Linked DNA regions of Homo sapiens: regions 2, 3, 4 and 5 are each linked to region 1. Evidence: read pairs that join two places in POLR2A ChIA-PET (ENCODE). Cell type or tissue: MCF 10A. All regions are shown on one strand.

Region 1 (4,000 bases):
ATGTTCTCAATAAATACATACTACTTATAATTCATTTTTTTCTTAATGTAATGAAATATTTTTAGAAAGGACAGTGAAAGCCAGGTGCGGTGGCTCATGCCTGTAATCCCAGCACTTTGGGAGGCCGAGGTGGGTGGATCACTTTAATCCAGTATTTCTAGACCATCCTGGCCAACATGGTGAAACCCCGTCTCTACTAAAAATACATAAATTAGCCCAGCATGGTCGTGCGTATCTGTAGTTCCAGCTACTTGAGAGGCTGAGGCAGGAGAATTGCTTGAACCTGGGAGGCAGAGGTTGCAGTGAGCTGAGAACATGGCACTGCACTCCAGCCTGGGTGATACAGCAAGACTCCATCTCAAAAAAGAAAACAATACAAAAAACAAAGGACAGTGAAGCCCCTTATTCCTTCCCTACAGCCAGCCCCTGGCCTCCTTGGATGTACCTTCCTTGGCAGATCTTTATTTTCCCAAATATATAGATATATAGTGAGCAGCCAACCTGCCTAGGGCAGCTGCAGCGTCATTAAGATGATTCTTGCATTGTAGGATCAAAGTTTCACTCTAAGTAAGCATTGTAGGTGGCTGTGCCTGTGGCAGTGAATCAGGAGTAGCTCCTCCTAAGGAGGAATATACTGAGGGATTAGGTGAAGAACGCTGCAGGTTGTACAAGGTCTTTGTCAAAGCCCTGGGAACATTCCATTTTCTCCAGGCCATGAGCAGTGAGGAGCAGCCAAGACAAGTGTATCTCCTACTCACCTCTGAGTGAAGCTGAACAAGAAAATTTCCCTACATACTCACATGGCTCATAAAATGAACAAATACATTGTTAACTGATTCCTGCATTGGCCATTCAAACCTTTAGGAGGCATACATATCACCCTTGAAAAGCTGGAAGCGATGAAGTCAAGGGAGGTTTAAACTATAGCAGGACCCTGAAGCAGATCGAGCCATCACTGAGGGATCTTGCTCTGTGGCTTAGGAAGACAATGGACATGAACAATGTCATATGCTCCAAGACCTGCTGAAGTCATGCCCCCTCTGATCTTCAGAAGGACACAAATATATTTTAAAAGGCCACTAGGTCGCATTAAAGCTTTTTTTTTTTTTCCCAAAGGCAACTGGGAACTCTTCAATCACAAATTTATGGAAATTAATGTAATAATCATTATCATAATATAAATAATTGCCATTTGATAAACCTTCCTATGTACCAGGCATCACACTATACATTTCACAGAGCAATCTCCTTTAATACTCACTAATAACTCTTGAGAGTAGATATAACTCCTATCGTCATTTCACATGTCCCTAAGGTGACACGGTTAGTAAATGGCAGAGTTGAGAGGCCAATCAGATCTGTCTCATGGCAAACAGTGAGAGCTTAATTATGACACTTTCTCCTCTGAATTAGGCAAGATGGTTTTGTTATAACTGTCTTTTATATTTGAGCTATAATATATGCTAACCTTAACTTTTATGTTTGCCTTAATTTCTTAGTTGTATTTTCTTCCTGCCTCAGTATTCTCATTTATTAACTTATTGCTTCTATTTGTTAGTTCTTATTAAATCCTGGAGAGAGAACATAAATAAATGAAATAAACAAGTAACTTTACTTATATATTACTTTAAAGTTCAAAGACTTAATAAACTCAAAAAAAGAATAAATACATTCATTGCCGAATGCAAACATAGTTATGAATCAAAATGCCTTGGGTACTTAATAACATATTGCACATTGCAATATTGAGTAAAGATAGGAAATAGAGCATATACCATATCCACCATGGGATTACCAATAACTTTTATTACCACAATAGAATTGATTTCTCCATTTCGAAATTCTGAAAAACAATCTCTGTGAAAGCTTTTCAGTCAGCAAAAGTGATTAAGACATTTACTATACGTCTTATTCACAAGCATCCCTGAAAGCAGAGTGCCCACTCACAATGATTAGTTAGTGGGTCAGCCTGAATCATAAGAAAGAATGAACCTGACTGAATCACCCGTTCCACTTCCTGTAGCACCTGGTTTTCTTTGGGTTGTTGCCACTCACAAATTGTCCCAGCCAAAGCCTATTCAGCTTATGAAACCTGATAAGGTCACAACCAGAGGTAGTGTGGTAGTGAGATTCACTACAGTGCTGGTGTAAGAGTTGGGAAATCCATGACTATCTAAAACCAATACACATTTATCTACACAGTTTTATGATATATGGAACCGTATTGTTACCAGTCATCTAGACAAAGCCTTACTATTGACGCACTGGAAAGCAATGCAGGAAACTACCAATACGTGTCAAAATGAATATTGGAGTTCTTAACATTTCAAAATGATTGAGGTACAAAGTGTCTATTAAATGTGGCCGGTGCTCCTGTGAGTCATCAACCCCACCACTGTTCTCACATGAGAACCATTCTTGCTGCACAGCTTGAGAGCCTCTCAGTGCCTCCTTCTATGAAGGCGTAACCCAAACTCATCATCTCCACCTTCTAGGGGTAAGGAGGGAGATCTCATCTGTGTGAGCTGGAGAAGAATCATTACTTGAATGGAAAATATTTTAAAATAATATTTTTGTTTCAGCTTGAGGAGGGCAAGCAATGAGACAGAGAGAAAGAGAGAGAGACTGCTTAGACAATCCTTGTTTGCATTCATTGTAAAAAAAAATACCATGATATGAAACCTATAGATTCAGACCCCTCTTACAAGCCTGCCAATGGGCAAGTCATCTCTTGTGAGTAGATTTACGTGAACTCAGCTCATAGCAACTGATCTATAAATCATTTGCTATGAGAAATTCAACTGTCAGTTATGAAGATTCCTTGAAGAGCTAAAGGTAAATCTACAATTCGATCCAGCAATCCCACTACTGGGTATCTACCCAAAGGAAAAGATGTCATTATATGTCATTATATGAAAAAGATGTCATTATATGAAAAAGACACTTGCACACATATATTTATAACAGCGTAATTCACAACTGCAAAGATGTGGAACCAACTTACGTGCCCATTGACTAATGAGTCAATGATATATATATATATCTCACATTTTCTTGTATATATATATATATATATATATATATATACACACACACACACGAAATATATATGTATATGTATGTATTTATTTCTTGTATATATTATTTCTTGTATGTATATATAAGAAATATATATATATACACACACACACTGTGGAATACTACTCATTCATTAAAAGGAATGCAATAGTGTCTTTTGCAGCATCTTGGATGGAGCTAGAGGCCATTATTCTAAGTGAAGTAACACAGGAGTGGAAAACCAAAAACCGTTATGTTCTCACTTATAAATGGGAGCTAAGCTATGAGTACACAAATAAAAAATTTGGGGTACAAGTGGTTGAAATAAAAAATATATATATAAAGAAATTCAACTGTCAGGAAGGTTGGAAGATCAGTACACTTTATCCCACCACCCAGCCAGGTGGAAAGGCAAATCATCTGAAGGTTGCATGGTGAGGAGCATGGAGGGAATCAGAATGGAGGACTGAGCTGACCTTAAACAGCATGAGATCCTCAGCCAGTAGAGGAGGGTCTTGCCAAGTCTCCCCTGAGATTTGGCTTCTGTGACTCTCAACATTTTCTAGGCCTCCGTATTTGATGAGCCTTGTTATCAGAGATGTTTCCTCCAAGTCAGGAAAGGAAACAAATGTTTGAGTTTCCACAAACTGAGTACAAAGTTACAACCACATTGTCTTTCTTTCTCATATTCCAGTCTTTCTTTCTCATATTCCTCCGTTTACCTAAGTTGAAATGATAGTATTTCCCAAATTCTCAATTCACCATATACAGATGGCTAATCATATCCATTGTGTAAGAATTTTGCAATTCTAACTTCATGGAAAGTTAATGTTTTAAAAAAGAGCACCTTATTTTCAAAATTCTGGGGGATACCTTACTATCACCCTCATACACTGACATCAGCTTTTAATTCCCATTTGAGAACAACCATCAGAAAACTACC
Region 2 (4,000 bases), 83 kb after region 1:
TGAGATGATGAAAAAGTTCCAGAACTGGATCACGGTAATGGTTGTGCACAACATTGTGAATGTACTTAACGTTGCTGAATTGCACACTTAAAAATAGTTACATTGCTGGATTTAATATTATGTATATCTTACAACAATTTTAAAAATTAAATATATAAAGAAGTGCAATGCAATTTATTCAAAATGAAGTAAAATGCCACGTACATAAATAATTTCTTCATTTGTTGCATAGAGAAAGGACCTGGGAAGCAAGTTGGAGAAGCTCAGGCTACAGATATTCTAGCCTGAGGCTGTGGACTGTGTAAGGCCAAATCACCGCTTCAGAAGATCAGTCAAAACCACAACAATGGCACATTAAAAAAAAGTAATAATTTGATTGAGTAAATATTTTACTCTTCAGGCAATTGTCTTAAATGTACAGCTTAAGAACTGAGAAATTTGGCCGGGTGCAGTGGCTCATGCCTGTAATACAAGCACTTTGGGAGGCTGAGGCTGGTGGATCACTTGAGTCCAGAAGTTCAAGACCAGCCTGGGTGCCATGGTGAAACCCCATCTCTACCAAAATACAAAAATTATCTGGGCATGGTAGTGCATGCCTGTAGTCCTAACTACTTGGAAGGCTGAGGCAGGAAGATCACTTAGCCCAGGAGGCAGAGGTTGCAATGGGCCAAAATTGCACCACTGCATTCCAGCCTGGACAACAGAGGGAGACCCCATCTCAAAAGAAATGAAGAAGAATTGAGAAATTTATGCTCTTACTCTGAGACACGGCCAATTACTCCACCTTTATGCTTTTCCCTCACAGTGACTCAGTTAGCGAACACTGTAGTTGATTTATTAAACTATTTTATTTTTGTCACTTATAGGTACAAATACAACCTCCTAAGTCAATATACAAATATATTTTGCAGAAAAGTATCAGACCATAGATCCATAGTTACTAGCTACACCACCTCCCTAGAGCCTCAGTTTCCAAATCTGTAAGATGGGGATACATATGCTGATACAACAGAATCAACCTAAGAAGGAAGTAATGGGAAAATACCACCTCTGACACATTAGGAGGACCCTAAAATTTTATTATTACATGAAGGAGTGAATATAAATAAAGCAACTAAGAGAAAATAGGGAAAGACAAATGTCAGAACTTTCTTCAGGCAACTGTATTCAACATGTCATCAACACAAGATTTCATATGATCTGTGGAAGCTTTTACACAAAATGGGTGTGGAGATTTACAAGATTGAGCCTGAAAATAACTGATGCGCTCAGACATCCTGTATGTTGTACTAATTCTAAAATAATCAAAGCAAAAATAAACAAAATGACACCCGTAAGATATACAGACAAGATGATACAGGAGAAACCATACATAATTGGATAATAACTGCCATGACTATGAAGAGCATGCAATTGTGAATCATAAAACACTTGTTTGCTGTGGTTTTTTTTTTTTTTTGGTCCCTTTCATGGAAAAAAAGAAAGTTTGTTTTTCTTCAAAATAAAAACACTGGTTTGTAGGTTTGAATTGATTTTTTTTTTTTTTTTTTTTTTTTTTGCTTTTTGTAAAAAGGTCAGAGTGACTATTAACCCAAGTATAAAACAATAATAGTTTCCGGCATGGGAAATTTGATTTTTAAACAGAAGGAAACAAAAAAAGACCACCTTGAATCACTGAAGACAAAATAAAGAAAACAGTACATGCTTCCAACTTGCATGTTATAAAGAATTTTGATCACTTTGGAATTAGCGCTGGAGAAAACATTATGTGAATGTTTGTTTTCCTGACACTTTAAAAGTTATTTCTTATTTCCAAATAAGAAAGGAACATACTTCCCCAGAAAAAAAATTTTAAATAGAAAGTTAAATGATCTTTGGATTGTTGAACAGGAACTTGACTAAACTCTGCTGGTTCTCTAATTTAAACTACATGAAACTTAAGGTTGCATAATGGTAATGATAACATGAGCAGTGCCAGAGAAACAATATTTTGCTTGGATCCATGGCAATGTCACAGTCGTCACACGTATGGAACAAGCCTCTGGAACATTAGGTCATGTTTACCTCATCAGGTAAAATTCAGGAAGGATAACTGCAGATCGTTGTAGTCTGGGAGTTAATGAATTTATTTTAAACTCACTTCTCACCCTTCTAAATAATAAATGTAGTCCTGAGCTCTAAATTACATTTTCTCAAGAATCCATGTTTTCTTTAATTTTAATATATTTGCAGTGATGAATCATGTCAGTTATTCTGAAATGATGAAATAGCTTCATTTTCTCTATATAATCGTCATCTACCTTGATGACTCTGGAGGAACTAAATGTTTCTTGTTTAATTTCTACAAGACTTCTTCATAAAAATCAGTTCACCCATATCTGCTTAAGATAAATATTAAAAGATAATATCTGCTTAGTTCAGAAAGTACAAATACCATCAGGTTCAACAATATTATTTAGATTGCTAAAATTGTAATTCTGTTAACCTATTTAAAAAGAAATATAGATCTATTTTTTAGATGTCAGCTTTTAAGAGAAAAACTCTTTCCTTAAAGTCAGTTAGTTTAAGCCACCCCTTTGTTTTAAAAGAAGTTGGAAGACTTCATATATATATATATGCATATATATATACACACACACATATATATGTATGTGTCTATATACAGCTTTGTCATTAACTAAATGAAGATAAAATGTGAAAAGAAAAATACTTGCAGTATAATTATATTGTTGAGGCAATTCTTATAGTGAAACAGAACCAGGTAATTGTAGAGTTTAGAAAGGGAATCATTCACATTCTCAGACAGTGATGCTTCTCTGATTAGGATACATGCCATAAATCTTTCTCATTCACTAAATTTCTTAATGGATATCTTAATGAAGATAGCTCCACATACCGGTCTCAGGTTAAGTCAGAGGAAGAACTGTAACAGTGATAATAGCTTGCATGTACACAACTGCTACTTTTTCTGTAGTAGAAAATCCAAATTATTCCATTTATGTGGGCTTGAAGTGACGGTAGCACTGAATAATATTGAGGGGAGGAATGACTTCTTAGTAAGTACAAAGATTCTAGAGAAACTTCTATTCAAGCAATGGAGATCAGTAGTGTTCTGCCTCTTTTAAAAACTGAAAGGACAGACAGGAATTGATATAATAGCAGAAGACATTGTATTCCTTGGAAGAATGTTCTAGTGCAAAGTTTTCTGATGGAAGAGATTCTTAAGGCATGAAGTAGGTATGGACTCCTCTCCTCTCCAGTTGAAAAGACAGAATCTGTCAAGCTGGAATCATGGTTCTCAACCAGGACATTTGGGAACATCTGGAGGCCTTTTTGATGGTCACCACTGGGGTGAGGGTAGGGGGTCTTCTGGTATGTAGTGCATAGAGGAGGCCAAGGATGCCACTAAACATCCTATAAAGCACAAGACACTCCCCCAACATACACAGGAAAGATCACCCAGCCCTGCATGTCAATAGTGCTGAGGGTGATAAATTGTGAATCAGAATGATACACAACAAGGATAGGTAAACTTTTTCGGTAAGAGGCCAGATAACAAATCTCTTAGGCTTTGCTGCCACATAACCTCTGCTGCAATTACTCAACTTGGCCTTTGTAACACAAAGTAACCATAGACAATAGTGAACAGGCATGGCTGTGTACCAGTGAAATTTTATTTACAAATACAGGTGGCAGAACCCCATTGGCCCTCTTGCGTTAGTGTGCTGTCTCCCGATAGAAGTCATTTCTACCCTTAGAGATTCCTCAAATTCTTATTTCTCGAATTGGAAAGAATTCCAGTTGGCACAATGACCCTTTGATAGAAGTCTAACTGTAGGAATTACATCCAAGATGAGACAGGATCTCTAGTTTGCAGCAGGAAAATGGAATCTGTAGAATGACACAAATTTTTTAAAAGTTACTCTCGTCTTTGAAAAGAAATACTTTTTTAACTAAGATTTTGCAAAACAGATTTAAAGATTGACGAGCTGGTCAAAAA
Region 3 (4,000 bases), 360 kb after region 1:
TCTCGGACCTTGGTGTGGATGCGGACGGGGTTTCCCGGATAGACATGATTTAAAAATAAAAATTAACGCTCTCATCATGTGAGTCACATCTCTGACAAACGCCACTGCCCTCTCACAGCAAGACCCTGGCAGACCCCACGGAGTAGGCGCTGGGTAGCAAATATACGACACGCCAAAGAGCTACTAAATGAAGTGTCTTGAAATAAACTGAACTAAACCCTTTCGTGCACTGCGCTCCCGCGGCGGTTAGTGGTTTCTGATTTTAGCTCTTCCAGCTGTTTGCATGTGGGTATGTTTCCAATTTTTTTTTCCTTGGGACAGGCTAAAAGTCCCGGGAAGTTTTTTCTGGGCTATATGACTCCCTGCGTGGGCGAAAGAAACAGGCGGTTGCTCTAATTCGGCTGCTGGGCAAGTGTAAAAGCCAACTGCCAGCTTTCAACGCGGCTCCGGGAGGAAATTTACGTGCACACGAAGAAAACAACACCCCCGGTCTTTTTTTTTTTTTTTTTTTTTTAAGGAAAAATAAGCGCTCCGACACAACCTTAGCTTTCCTAACTCTCATTTTCCAAACGCGGCCCGCAATCGCTTCTAAAGCAGGTTGAGCCACCGGGTATGAAACCTTGGGGAACCTCTCCCCAGCACCCCAATTTGCGTTTCTACTTAACCCGAGACGATGGGGATGGGGGGGAGGGCTCCAATGCCTTGGCATTGGAGAGCGGTACAGGCGAAGGCGTAATTTAAGTAAAACTGAGCGTAAGGTACAAGGTTTCGTCCCTCAAGTGTAAGAAAAACAACTAAGGTGCGCGTGAGCACCCAGTTCCCTCCCTCTTACCTCTCCCAGGCCGACCCGCCGGGGCAGATTCCCCTCCATCCTTCCCACCCCCGGCCCCCCCCCCCATTTACTCTCAGCGAAACGCGGGGCCCCGGCCAGGCGTGCAGGGCGGGGCTGCCCACCCAGCACCGGCTCCGGTGCGCCCCGACGCACGCCCCAGCCTGGAGCGGCCCCTGTCGCCCGCGAGTCGCAGCAACGGGACACGCCCGAGCCCGGGAGTGCTGCGGTGGGAGGGGAGCGGCTCTTCCTACCTGGACCAGGTCCTCTGGAGGCAGCCGCGGGCCGGTGGCGGGCGGCTGGGCCGGCTGCGGGGCCTGCGCGGGCGCGGGCTGCGCCTGCGGGCGGTGGTGCGCGTGCTTCAGCTCCTCGCCGGGGAAGAGCGCCGCGTCGCGGGCCGGATTCGCGGCGCCCAGCACCGGCTTGAGCTGCGCGAACACCGGCTCGTCCTGCGGCGCCGGCGGCTGGGGCACGGGTCCCAGGCGGGCGCTCATGCTCAGCACCCTTGTAGCCATGGGCACTCGGGGGCGCAGCTCCAGGCGCGGGTCGGGCGCACTTCCCACCTCGCCCACGCTGGCTTGGGTCGGCGAGCTCAGCGCGGGGCTGCCGGCGGAGGAGGGGAGGTTTCGGGTGGACTCCTCAGACAGCGGCAGGCAGTTTTCGAAGGCGCGCACGAAAAGCAAAACTCTTCCGCTCTTCCACACGTAAACGCCAACGTCCTCCGGGCGGCCACTTTCTCCCGCCCCGCCCCACCGTGCTCTCAGGCTCTCCGGAGCCCGCTCCCGCCACCGCCGACCTCCGCGAGAGAACCGCGAGCGCACGTACCTGCCCCGCGACTACTGACACTTGACGCCCGCCTCTATTTCACCCAACTCCGGGGGGGCGGGGCCCGATCGCCTGATTGGCAGCGCCGCCGCGAATCCCGAGGCCCCGAGGCCGGCCAGGCCTGAGCGGCCAGCCTATGAGCAGGGAGAGAGGCAGCCAGGGCCCCGCCTCCGTCGGCCCGACCGCACCCCTCTCGGGCCACGAGCTTCGCGCGCAGGGCGGCCGCGCAGTTTGTACACAACTTCTCTGACAGATTGGGCTGGCGGAGCCGGGGGCGGAGGGAAGTAGCGGAGCGGGTGGAATCTGGGAAGAGGGGGAATTAGGGTGGAGACGCGGAGGGAGATCTCTTCGCACTGTTCTCTGCCAGGATTAGGAAGAAAAAGAGTATTGCACGTCTTAGGTGTTGTGCAAGGACCTGAAACTCAAAAGCTGAAACCCAGAAGGCAGCTAGGTAGGGGCGCTGAGGCTTTTAGAGATTTGTCTAATGAGTGTGTACTTTTAAATATCCAAAATGTACTTCTCTTTAGCAGAAAACTAGGGGCGGTGTGATAAACAAATTTAAAACAGCTCTTGTCCCTGTGTATCTTTAGCAGTGAGTGTATCCGTTTAACAAGGCAAATTCAGAATGCCTGAATAAAAGATTTGATGGCAAGCGTTTTTTCAGATCCTTGCATAAAAGCCTGGGTTTTTCCCACTCCTTCAGGATTTTAATTGCTAGACGTTTTCCCACACATTTCTACTTCCCATCCGTGTGTGGGGAGGAGGGCTTGGGCCATATGAATTTTGAAGTTTCTAATATTTAAGCCGTGTTGATTCTAGCCGAAGCATGGAATCTAATTTAAGCACGACTAGCTCAAACGTGTATTTAAATAGACATTACATCTTTGACTTATTTTTGCTAGCACTGTATGTTCAAAAAATGGACTTTAATATTTACAAAGCAGAAACCTAGCACATTTACCTCACATTGTGGCACCTTTTCCTACGAAGAGACAATCAAAAAGCCGCAAACATAGACACAGAGCAGCTCTGAAAACTGGGAATCCAAATTTGTTGGAAAGTAATAGCCAAATATATTACCATCCATTTACTATGTTGTTATAATGGGAGGGTGAATTTTTGCCAGCAATCACCTAAGGAAACCACTTCCCTTAATCCTTAATGTTCTTGTACATGATTTTATCTGGCTTATTGGGAGGACGGAACAATAAACTGCAATAAAAATGCCTGTGATATTACTACAAATGTACATATGTTGACACACAATATACCATTAGACAGTTTTACATATACCACAGCCTATTCATCACTTCAGAGTAAAACAGCTTTAAAAAAAAGTCTTGGATAAAAACGTTCACTTCAAAGAGTGTATCTATCAAAGGTATGGATCTCATTTTCAATGGGTAGAAAATTAATATGCACATAAAGAAATGTATTTATTATTAGAAAATATAAAATTATGCTGTAAACTGGGTTTTTCTCCTTTTCCTTCTCTTCCTGTTGACACATGATTCATTTTTATAGCTGTGATCACTGCCTTCAGAGAATGGCTGATGACTACTTTCATGTTATCAAAGTATTATTTAATAAGTGCTTTTGCAAGTTTTTCTCTAACCAAGCAGCCCCATGCTGTCCATCTTCATCTTTAAAAAGCTGTCCTGCTTTTCTCTAATGTAAAACCTATCATGTAATTAATTAGCTTAGAAACAGATTATAGAATTAGGATGGGATTTAATGTAACTCTTTTAAAAAATTGAGCTTTGAAAGATTTTTAGTTACTTAATTCTGATAACATCAAACCTAAATGTGATGTAGATAATTCTTAATAGAACTTTTGTGCTCTTGTAACTTTAAGCTAAATCTAACTTAGATTTAATACATTCGGTAGCTGTATCTTAATGTGCTTTTAAACCTATCTAGACCTTTCCTTTTGTCTTTTTACGAGAGCTTCAGTGGCCCGGTCTTTCAACCTAAGTTTTCACTGCAATAAAATCCATGTATTTTACTGGAAATGCTTCTATAATTTCACACCACTTTTTAACATGCTTTCATTTACAAAAGCTTTTTCATTGCAAAAAAAAAACCATACAACTAAGTTTTTAATATTTTTAGTCTTGTTAATTTTTCATATTTCCACTTTTCATAATATAGATATGAAGCTAGCGTTGGGGTTCTTATAGTAACTGAATATATTCCTTTTTGCTCCAATACAGTAGCAGGTTTTAAAATTCCATTTTGGGCATAAAGATTCATGAAATAGGGCTGCCACTTTTAAGTAATAGTTTCTCTGAAATGCCCTGCTCTGCAGTCTCACAGAAAATAACTAGCTTAGCACTGTACAATAGT
Region 4 (4,000 bases), 56 kb after region 1:
AAAGAGAGTGCTGAACACTTACTATGGTGTAGATCGAAACCACCTTAATCACTCACCTTTCATCTCCCCAGAGTTCTAGAGTGTAACTTATTCAAACTGTTCTTAGACTTCTTAAACTTAATCTTCTCCCACAAAACTTGACAATTTCATATATATATATATACACACACGCACACACACATGTATGTATATACATATATAAAGACAAGTACCAAATTTCTGCTTCTGCTCGTTTAGCTCAGAGGCATTTCCCAGCCCTGACTCCTGGTACAAACCATCAAAAGTGTTGCTCAGAATTGGAGTCTACATCAGACCTAGACTCAGATTGTAATCCTTTGCAACTAGCCCCTGTGCTTGCCCCTTCCTGGTGTTAGCATGTACAGTCTGTAAGTCCAATCTGCCCCGAGGCCTTAATAAAATTTCCTTTGCCACACATGCAGTTATTAAGCATGCAATTTATATTGCCAGGTGCAAAACTTTCTCATGCAAATCTCTTTGACCTGAAGTAACCAAATGCACCTAGAAAGAAGAGTTTACTGCTTACTCCACAGATCCACAGTAAACGCCATCAATCACATCTTGTTCTCTCTTACTGCAAATTGCCGTGGCTTAATTAGACATAGCTGAAATCCAGGCAAACCTATCAGGGTCTATCATGGATGAATTGAACCACGGCTTTGCAACAGGATTAACTTTAGTCTTTGTGACTTTTACAAATAAAGAAGGTGAGAAAAATCTTAAGCGCTCCACTCCTGTGATGTGAAGGCTACCCGGCTGGTGAATGGTTCTGACTCAGGTCATTCTGATCACATAGGCTATGAAAAACTGATATGAAATCATTATTGCTACACATAGTATTTCAAAACTACGCCAAATTCTCTAACTCTGAAATCAGACTTCCAGGTGATTAGTGAGTGTTTTGGGGAGGAAAGTGTTGGAACTGGAGACTCCTTTCCAGTGTGGAATTGTTGAGTTTCCCTGGATGTCACCCATGGACTAAGACAGGAGGTTGAGAATCTCAGAAAGATTACCCAGTTACAACCCTTAACCTTCCATTCCCAGAGAAACTGAGATTAGTTCCCTAATAGCATGCAGGAAAATGGGGGGACACTTTTTTTTTTTTGAGAAAAAGTCTTACTCTTTCGCCCAGGCTAGAGTGCAGTGGTGTGATCTCGGCTCACTGCAACCTCCGCCTCCCGGGTTCAAGTGATTCTTGTGCCTCAGCCTCCCAAGTAGCTAGGATTACAGGTGCCCACCACCACACCTGACTAATTTTTGTATTTTTAGTAGAGACGAGGTTTCACCATGTTGGCCAGGCTGGTCTCAAACTCCTGACCTCAGGTGATCCACCCTCCTCGGCCTCCCAAAGTGCTGAGATTACAGGCCTGAGCCACCTCGCCGGCCTTGAGGACACTTTTCCAGCCCTACTGCTGAGGCACAGGAGCCTCCAGGGGTCGGTCCATGAGTATTTTCCCTATCAATGTCACTGGTCTCCAAGGAACAATAGGTGAATGTGCTTGAAAGGCTCCCCTTGTCCCTGAAATCAAAGAGAACACTTTGCCATTGGCTAATTGCTTATTTATTCATTCAACAAATAATTATTCACAGTATACTAAGTTCTTGCGTGCATGCATCATTACACTGGAAACATTATAACAGGAAACCCTAGTTAAATAAATGCTAGTTTCCTTCTTTCTTCTCTCTGGATAAATACCTTCTAATTGAAAACAATGAACTGACAAGTCATCATTTGAGGACTGCCTTCAACTAAATTCCAGCTTTAACACAAAGGGTTATAGGAGGCTCCAAAGTGTCGATTTCTTTTTCAAGTTATCTCATTTCCAAATGGATACTGATAACCAGAATTAAGGTAAAACGCCTTTCCGTACCTGAGAATACGATCTGAATGGTTTCCTTATAGTATTTCTTGACAGCGAGCGTTATTACATTTAAAAAGAAACTATAACATTTTTTTCTCCTCGATTTTCAGGTGTAATTTGGCATATAGAAATTGTTTTTTCTTCATAATGCAAAGAGTGGCATGATACATTTGATAGGTAGCATTTTATTACAAAATCACCAGGTAATAATTACCCAGGTGACTCATGATGAAGTGTAAAACCGTTCTCAGGCTATCTAAAAAGGAAGAATAGTTCATTAAAGTTCAGTTGTAGAAAACACAAATCTGAAAGCTTAGGTTTTTAGAAATTGCCCAATTTAATGAAGTGTACGTTCCCTTACAATTGGATTCTCACCAAGCCTGTGAATGCACAGCTAAATTAGTCATGTGAAGAGCAGATTAGTTACAAGATGGGAATCACGCCATTCTCCTTTGTTTACCGCAGACCAACAAGGGTTGCATTACAAGTGTTTATTATTTCTGAAGATGTACTATCACATAAACATGAACGGGAAATTCTCAAAGTGGATGCTGCCTAAAAACAAGCCCCCACCTGGAGTAAGCCTTCCACCAGTCTGCATGGAACCAGATCTTTCCCCACAGCAGGGCAGGCTCTAATGTAAGATGTCACTTCTCTAGCTCAAATGGAGTGGGAGAGACTAAAGGCTGAAAGGAGAATACCGGGTCACTGAGTAAACACATGCTAGCAGAAGTCCTTTCTGAAATGGATCGAGTGTCTTTAATCCTGTATTCTGGCCTCCAGATGATTTATGGCTCTTATTTTCTTTTCTCCCTTTCCTTGTAACACTTGCCAAAGTAGACTCAAGCTCTGCCTTGAAGCATGCAAACACAGAGTTCTGTCTTCCCTGATGAATCGGATCTGTGCCAAGTGAAAGCTTTAATGACAAATTTATGCTCCAAAGAAGGGACAAGGTGATAGTCTAAAAGGTGAAGAGAAACACCACTGAGTGTTCCCTCAACTGTCAGAGTTTAGAAAATGAAGACCTCAGCCATGATCCTTCCTTTGCACCTCATTACTGTTCCCCACCCTGCCCCAGCTCCAGCCCAGTTATAATAGCAAAATTGCACATAGATTGAGACTGATTTGTTTTGGGGAGGGCATTCGAAGTTATGCCCTGCCATCCTTTTGTTCTGCTTTATTTTAAATGACAAGGAATTGTTTGTCTGCCTTCTCTAACCCTCCCCCTCCCTCAACCATAAACGGATTTGCTTTATGGCAAATTCTGAAGCAGGTAAAATGTGTCTCTGGCACCCAGCCAACTTCAGTTCTGATCTCTGCTCCATTCCCACCCACCTCTAGCCTTCCCGAGCTTCATGCCACAGAGGCTTGCTCCTATTGAGGATATGAATATCAAAATCACAAGACACCCACCTTCTGTCTTTCTTCTCATGCCTCAATTACAAGAGAAGACTTCCAAATCTCTCTTTCCATCCCAGGTCTTTACCCTGAATTGCAGAGCTACAAATTATTGTATGGGACATCTTCACAGGAATATCCAGCAAACATCTTTCCTTATAAAGCGGTTCTTCTGTATTGACTATTGGTGCAGTCTTCCTTCCCATTACCCCAGTCAATAGCCATAGAGTTGCACTACACCCTATACGTTACCTAACACGGTAGTTTTCAGTCCTGTGTAGTCTACCTTTTATCCAATTCATCCAGTACTTATGGAGTGCCTACTCTAGGCCAGGAACTTTTCTAGGCTCTTGGGATATGTCAGCAAGGAAAGTGGGGAAAGATCCCTGCCATCCTGGAGTTTACATTCAAGTTTTAAAAGACCAGTAATGAGGGTGATATTGGTGATAATGACAATGATGATGATGGTGATGATGATAAGTAACTAACATAAACAGTCTCTTAGAAAATGAAAAGTGTGATGGAAAACAATTTTTTAAAGTAGAGCAGAACTAAGAGGATTGGGAGTACTGGTGAAGATGAGCAGTGAGCAGTAGAGGGTGAAATTTGTTTTCTTTTTCTTTTTAATTTTTTAGAGATAGAGTCTTGCTCTATCACTCAGGCTAAAGTGCAGTGGCATGATCATAGCTCACTGCAACCTCAAACTTTTGGGTTCAAGTGAT
Region 5 (4,000 bases), 280 kb before region 1:
ATACAGTGGTAAGAAGGCTCAAAGTCATCCACAGTACGGCACTGCTGAGTCGGCACTGCTGAGTCGGACAGAGAGGAAAACCTTCAATCACAGCGTGGTGTGAAGAGAGTGTCTCAGGGTACTATGGGGCCAACAAGTGGCATGATCAGATTATCTTTCAAAAAGTTTTCTTTCTCTACAGCATGGACAATAAATTGGTGTGCATAGGAGGCAAGACGGAGAAACAGAATCATTAGAAACTGGTCCTGGTAAAAGGTGGAAAGGACCTAAAGCAAGGTAGACCACCACTGTGGGGATAAACTGGGAGGATTGCTGGATAGATTTTAGAAGGCAGAACTGGCAGATGTAATTATCAGAGTGGGGCAGGCAGGGAGTCACACAGAGGGAAGAGTCCAAGAAATCTCTCCAACTGGAGACATTGACGATTTGGTACCTGAGTAGATGGAATTACTGTTTTTCCAGAAAAACCGGAAGAGGAACATGTTTAGGTGGCAAATGCTGAGCAAGTTTTGCTCATATTGAAGATGCTTTCAGACCACCAGTTGGAAATGTCCTGTCTCCCTCTCTGGCGCTTAGGAGAGAGACTGAGGTATAGCTGCTTAGGAGTCTTTTCCCTTATAGGTTGTAGTGGAAGACATATGAGCCAAGAGGAACACCTGCCACGCGAGAAGTTAAGTCAAAATCTTTGGAAACGTTTATGCAACAGGTAAAGGAAGAGGTCTCTGCAAAAGAAACCAAGGAAAAAGTAACCAGTCACATAGGAAAAGAAAGGTCACTACGTAGAAATGAAAACTCAGAACAGCCAAATAAAATATTGTCTTTTGACCTTGAACTTTTTACTTACACTAAAGTTCACTTTTATTATGGGATATTTTAGTTCACTTATATCGGATTTCTGGGTGAGAAGGGCTAGCCTGTGTTTGTTAACACTATTGTCTGTCCTGTGAGTAGTAGCTCACATTTGCAGTCTCCGTGCCCAGTTCTGACCAGATATCCTGGTTTATGACAGCACTAATTTAAAATGTTGAGAGGCAGGGTGAGTGGCAATTGAGACACATGCTAACTGGGTGACGACACTGGGTGAAGTGGGGTTAGTTATTGCAACGACTTCTTTAGGAAGTTATCAAAATTAAATGAGGTAATATCCATAAAGCTCTTAGAGCAAAGTATGGTACATGGAAAGTACTATATGCTTTAGCAAATATAATTTTTATCAACAATACTTATTAGAGAATATGCAGTATTATTTAGAGGAGGAAAGAAGGAACCCACTTGGTCTTCATAATACCTAATGAAAAAGATAGCCAATTAATTCAGTCCAGGCAATTCAGTAGGATGGAGACTGGCATATTGATTACTTATTTGATTGAATTGACAGGACCAAATGGACATTATGGAATAGATTGGTCTGCTTGGCCTATAAAGTACCTTTATACTTTAAAATGTTAAGAAAATCGCATCAGGATTGGCATCTGCTTACCCCAAAACTATAATTAATTGCTGAAAAAATAGCAAACAGGATCCATTTTTAACTTTATATTATTTTTATTTCTTTATAAAAACAGAAATACCCTGAATTTTGTAAATATAAAATATCCTTTATTGAGTGGGTATTATTTGCCAGGTATGTAGTGTGTGTATTTTTGAGTTTCCCAACAGTGCTGCAGGAGTAAATGGCATTCCTGTTTTACAGATGAGGAAACTGGGAAACTTTCAAACTGGGAAGCTTTCAGAAAGCTTAACTTTTTGGCCTTGGATCAATCTCATATAGGTGACTAAGCCTGTATATGGCTGTGTGCTCTTTCAGATTTCAAAACCTGTGGTATTGTATGCTGCCGTAAACTATGAAGAGGTATAGCCGCCTGGTCTGTCTGCAGACAAGTCAGGGGCCTTGTAATCTCAGCTCTTTCCCCGCCTCTAGGTTTCAGTTTCCTCATCTTGAAGGTACCTAATTTCCTTCCAGATCTAGATTCTGTGAACTTTCATGAACTAATGTAACAGAAACCAGAAGACAAGATAGGAATCTTGATTCTTGTTTTTTTCCTCATATGCAAATACCATTCCTCAAGTGAAACAGATTGTCACAGCAAATACGTTGAGCCTTGAATGTAATGAAGCTCATTTGTCAGTGTCTGGGGCCCCGTAACTTTATAAAAGTTAAACAGGGACACGTTTCAGAAATGCACTTCTGAACCTAAGAAAATGCCTGTGCTTCCTGTTGCAAAAGGTGTTCCTTTTCAGTTGCTTGAGAAAATAATAGAGAAGCTGATGAGAACATGGATGTTTTGTTTAACACAGGCTTTTTCAAACTGCACATTCCTCTTATGTGCGTTGCTCACACGTCATTTTAATATGAAAGGGCACCTGTCTTTTGTCTCAGTACACATGTACCTTTCAGCATTTCAGATGGCGAAATGGGAGGTACCTGAAAAAGTTATTTTTGTTTGGTGGGTTTTGGGAATCCATTCAATACCTGGTGTTTTCTTTAGACTTTATTCTGCCTTCTGCTGGGTAAATGTCATGGAAATGCACTTAGTGACTCTTAATCCTTTTCTTTAACCAAAATTGAAAGAGACAGCCGTTTTCATAATCCATCAGTTGGTTATTTCAAGAAAAAACAAAACAAAACCCTGATGTGAGTTTTTGTTTTCCCAGAACACTTAGTCTATTTAAATAATACCTACATTTTTATATGCTGCATATACATAGAAAGTTGTATTTAACATGAACTCCGAAATGGAGTTACAGAGTTTTCAGGATGAACAATAACAACCACACCTCCCCCACCCTTTTTTTGTGTGTGTGTGTGGTATGTCGTCTTTTTTAACATTTAGAGGACTATTTCACTTTAAAAAACAGATGCTCTTCTTATTAGTGTTGGTTAACACGTTTCTTTTTCAGAAGTTTTCCTAGTTTAGTCCAGGTTTTTCACAGAACTGGAGAAGCACAGGTTGTGGTGAAAATGGTCATATTCTTTTTTTTTAAATACAAAACCTGGAAGTGGCCTAAGGATTTATCATGGGACATAGAGACCATCCCTTCAGAATTGAAGACCTAGAAGTTAATAAGCTATACACCAAGCACTGGCATGGTATCACCCAGCTAGCCACCCGTTACCCAACTAGTGTCCTTTGATTTTTCTCTTTACATCAAAAATGTAATGTCTCAACTTAAAAACAAAAAAAACTTATTAAGATTTATTGGCAAAGAAATGCACAATACCTTTTTCTGTAAGTTTGCTCTTTCATAGATTTAATATAAGAAACCAAAATCAAAGATTATCAAATCAAAGTAAAGTCAAAACTTTAGATTATTCAGAAAAACATAAAACACATTTTTAAAGACTATTGTCAAAAGAGGTTGACTGTGTACTTGTGAGTTAGACAAAAGAAGCAAAGAAGGTAGGTAGGCTGTCTTTATTTTTAGCTTATTTCCAGAGAAAATAGTTTTGAATAACACATTTGCACATTCCTCTTATGTGTGTTACAGAATTCAAGTAATTTGAAGAATTCTAATTCAAATGAGTTTAGGGGAAATGCATTATTTCTAAAGAAATTAATAGAAATCAAGTTTCTGATCACCACTGCTCAACCTGATGCAGAGTCGCCCAGGTGCAGCAGCAGCCCAGGCCCTGGGAGGGGTCTGACTCCATTTATTGTCCCAGCCAACTCTTTTCATAGGAACATTTTCATGGAAAATTCACCATTCTGTCCCTGCTGCTGACTTCTTAAAAATTATATTTAGCTTTCTATTTTCTAGCAAGTTTTTAAAGGAAAGAAGACAAAAAAGACAATTCTGTTCTTTATGATAGCCTTTCAGGGCTCATTTACACATACTACTGGATATCTTACAAACTTAATTATCTTTCTAATTAGTTTTTTTACTCTCATCATGAAGTTAGTTTCTGCTGTCTTAATGTGTTTATAAGATTGTGTGCTTTAAATTGCTTCAAAGCACAAACATAAGATACAGTGTCCTGTTAAAACACAATGCAGTAGCT

The links. ChIA-PET counts read pairs that join two places held together with the same protein. Peaks named below come from ENCODE experiments on the same cell type or tissue, not always from the same donor. Only the 100,000 strongest peaks of a DNase experiment are listed, where the experiment ranks them.
Region 2: POLR2A ChIA-PET joins it to region 1 with 10 read pairs; 3 of 35 experiments call an interaction of 5 or more read pairs at or near these places.
Region 3: POLR2A ChIA-PET joins it to region 1 with 22 read pairs; 4 of 35 experiments call an interaction of 5 or more read pairs at or near these places.
Region 4: POLR2A ChIA-PET joins it to region 1 with 22 read pairs; 3 of 35 experiments call an interaction of 5 or more read pairs at or near these places.
Region 5: POLR2A ChIA-PET joins it to region 1 with 24 read pairs; 2 of 35 experiments call an interaction of 5 or more read pairs at or near these places.

The regions. Positions count from the first base shown.
Region 1 is chr13:73,419,791-73,423,790 of GRCh38, reverse strand. No RefSeq gene overlaps it. Among named protein-coding and RNA genes, the nearest start is that of LINC00392, 140 kb to the left of the region's middle. In MCF 10A, no CTCF peak of the experiment used is centred here; DNase peaks (open chromatin) are centred at 2,050 and 2,370.
Region 2 is chr13:73,336,586-73,340,585 of GRCh38, reverse strand. No RefSeq gene overlaps it. Among named protein-coding and RNA genes, the nearest start is that of LINC00392, 230 kb to the left of the region's middle. In MCF 10A, no CTCF peak of the experiment used is centred here; DNase peaks (open chromatin) are centred at 2,005 and 3,595.
Region 3 is chr13:73,056,672-73,060,671 of GRCh38, reverse strand. KLF5 (KLF transcription factor 5) reads right to left here and starts at 1,667. Exons shown (of 4, transcript NM_001730.5): 1 at 1,084-1,667. The coding sequence starts at 1,344. RefSeq lists silencers at 904-993, 1,314-1,923. In MCF 10A, no CTCF peak of the experiment used is centred here; DNase peaks (open chromatin) are centred at 358, 984 and 1,841.
Region 4 is chr13:73,364,078-73,368,077 of GRCh38, reverse strand. No RefSeq gene overlaps it. Among named protein-coding and RNA genes, the nearest start is that of LINC00392, 200 kb to the left of the region's middle. In MCF 10A, no CTCF peak of the experiment used is centred here; a DNase peak (open chromatin) is centred at 2,267.
Region 5 is chr13:73,700,824-73,704,823 of GRCh38, reverse strand. All of the region lies in intron 7 of KLF12 (KLF transcription factor 12), which reads left to right. Among named protein-coding and RNA genes, the nearest start is that of LINC00393, 41 kb to the right of the region's middle. In MCF 10A, no CTCF peak of the experiment used is centred here; DNase peaks (open chromatin) are centred at 1,813 and 2,333.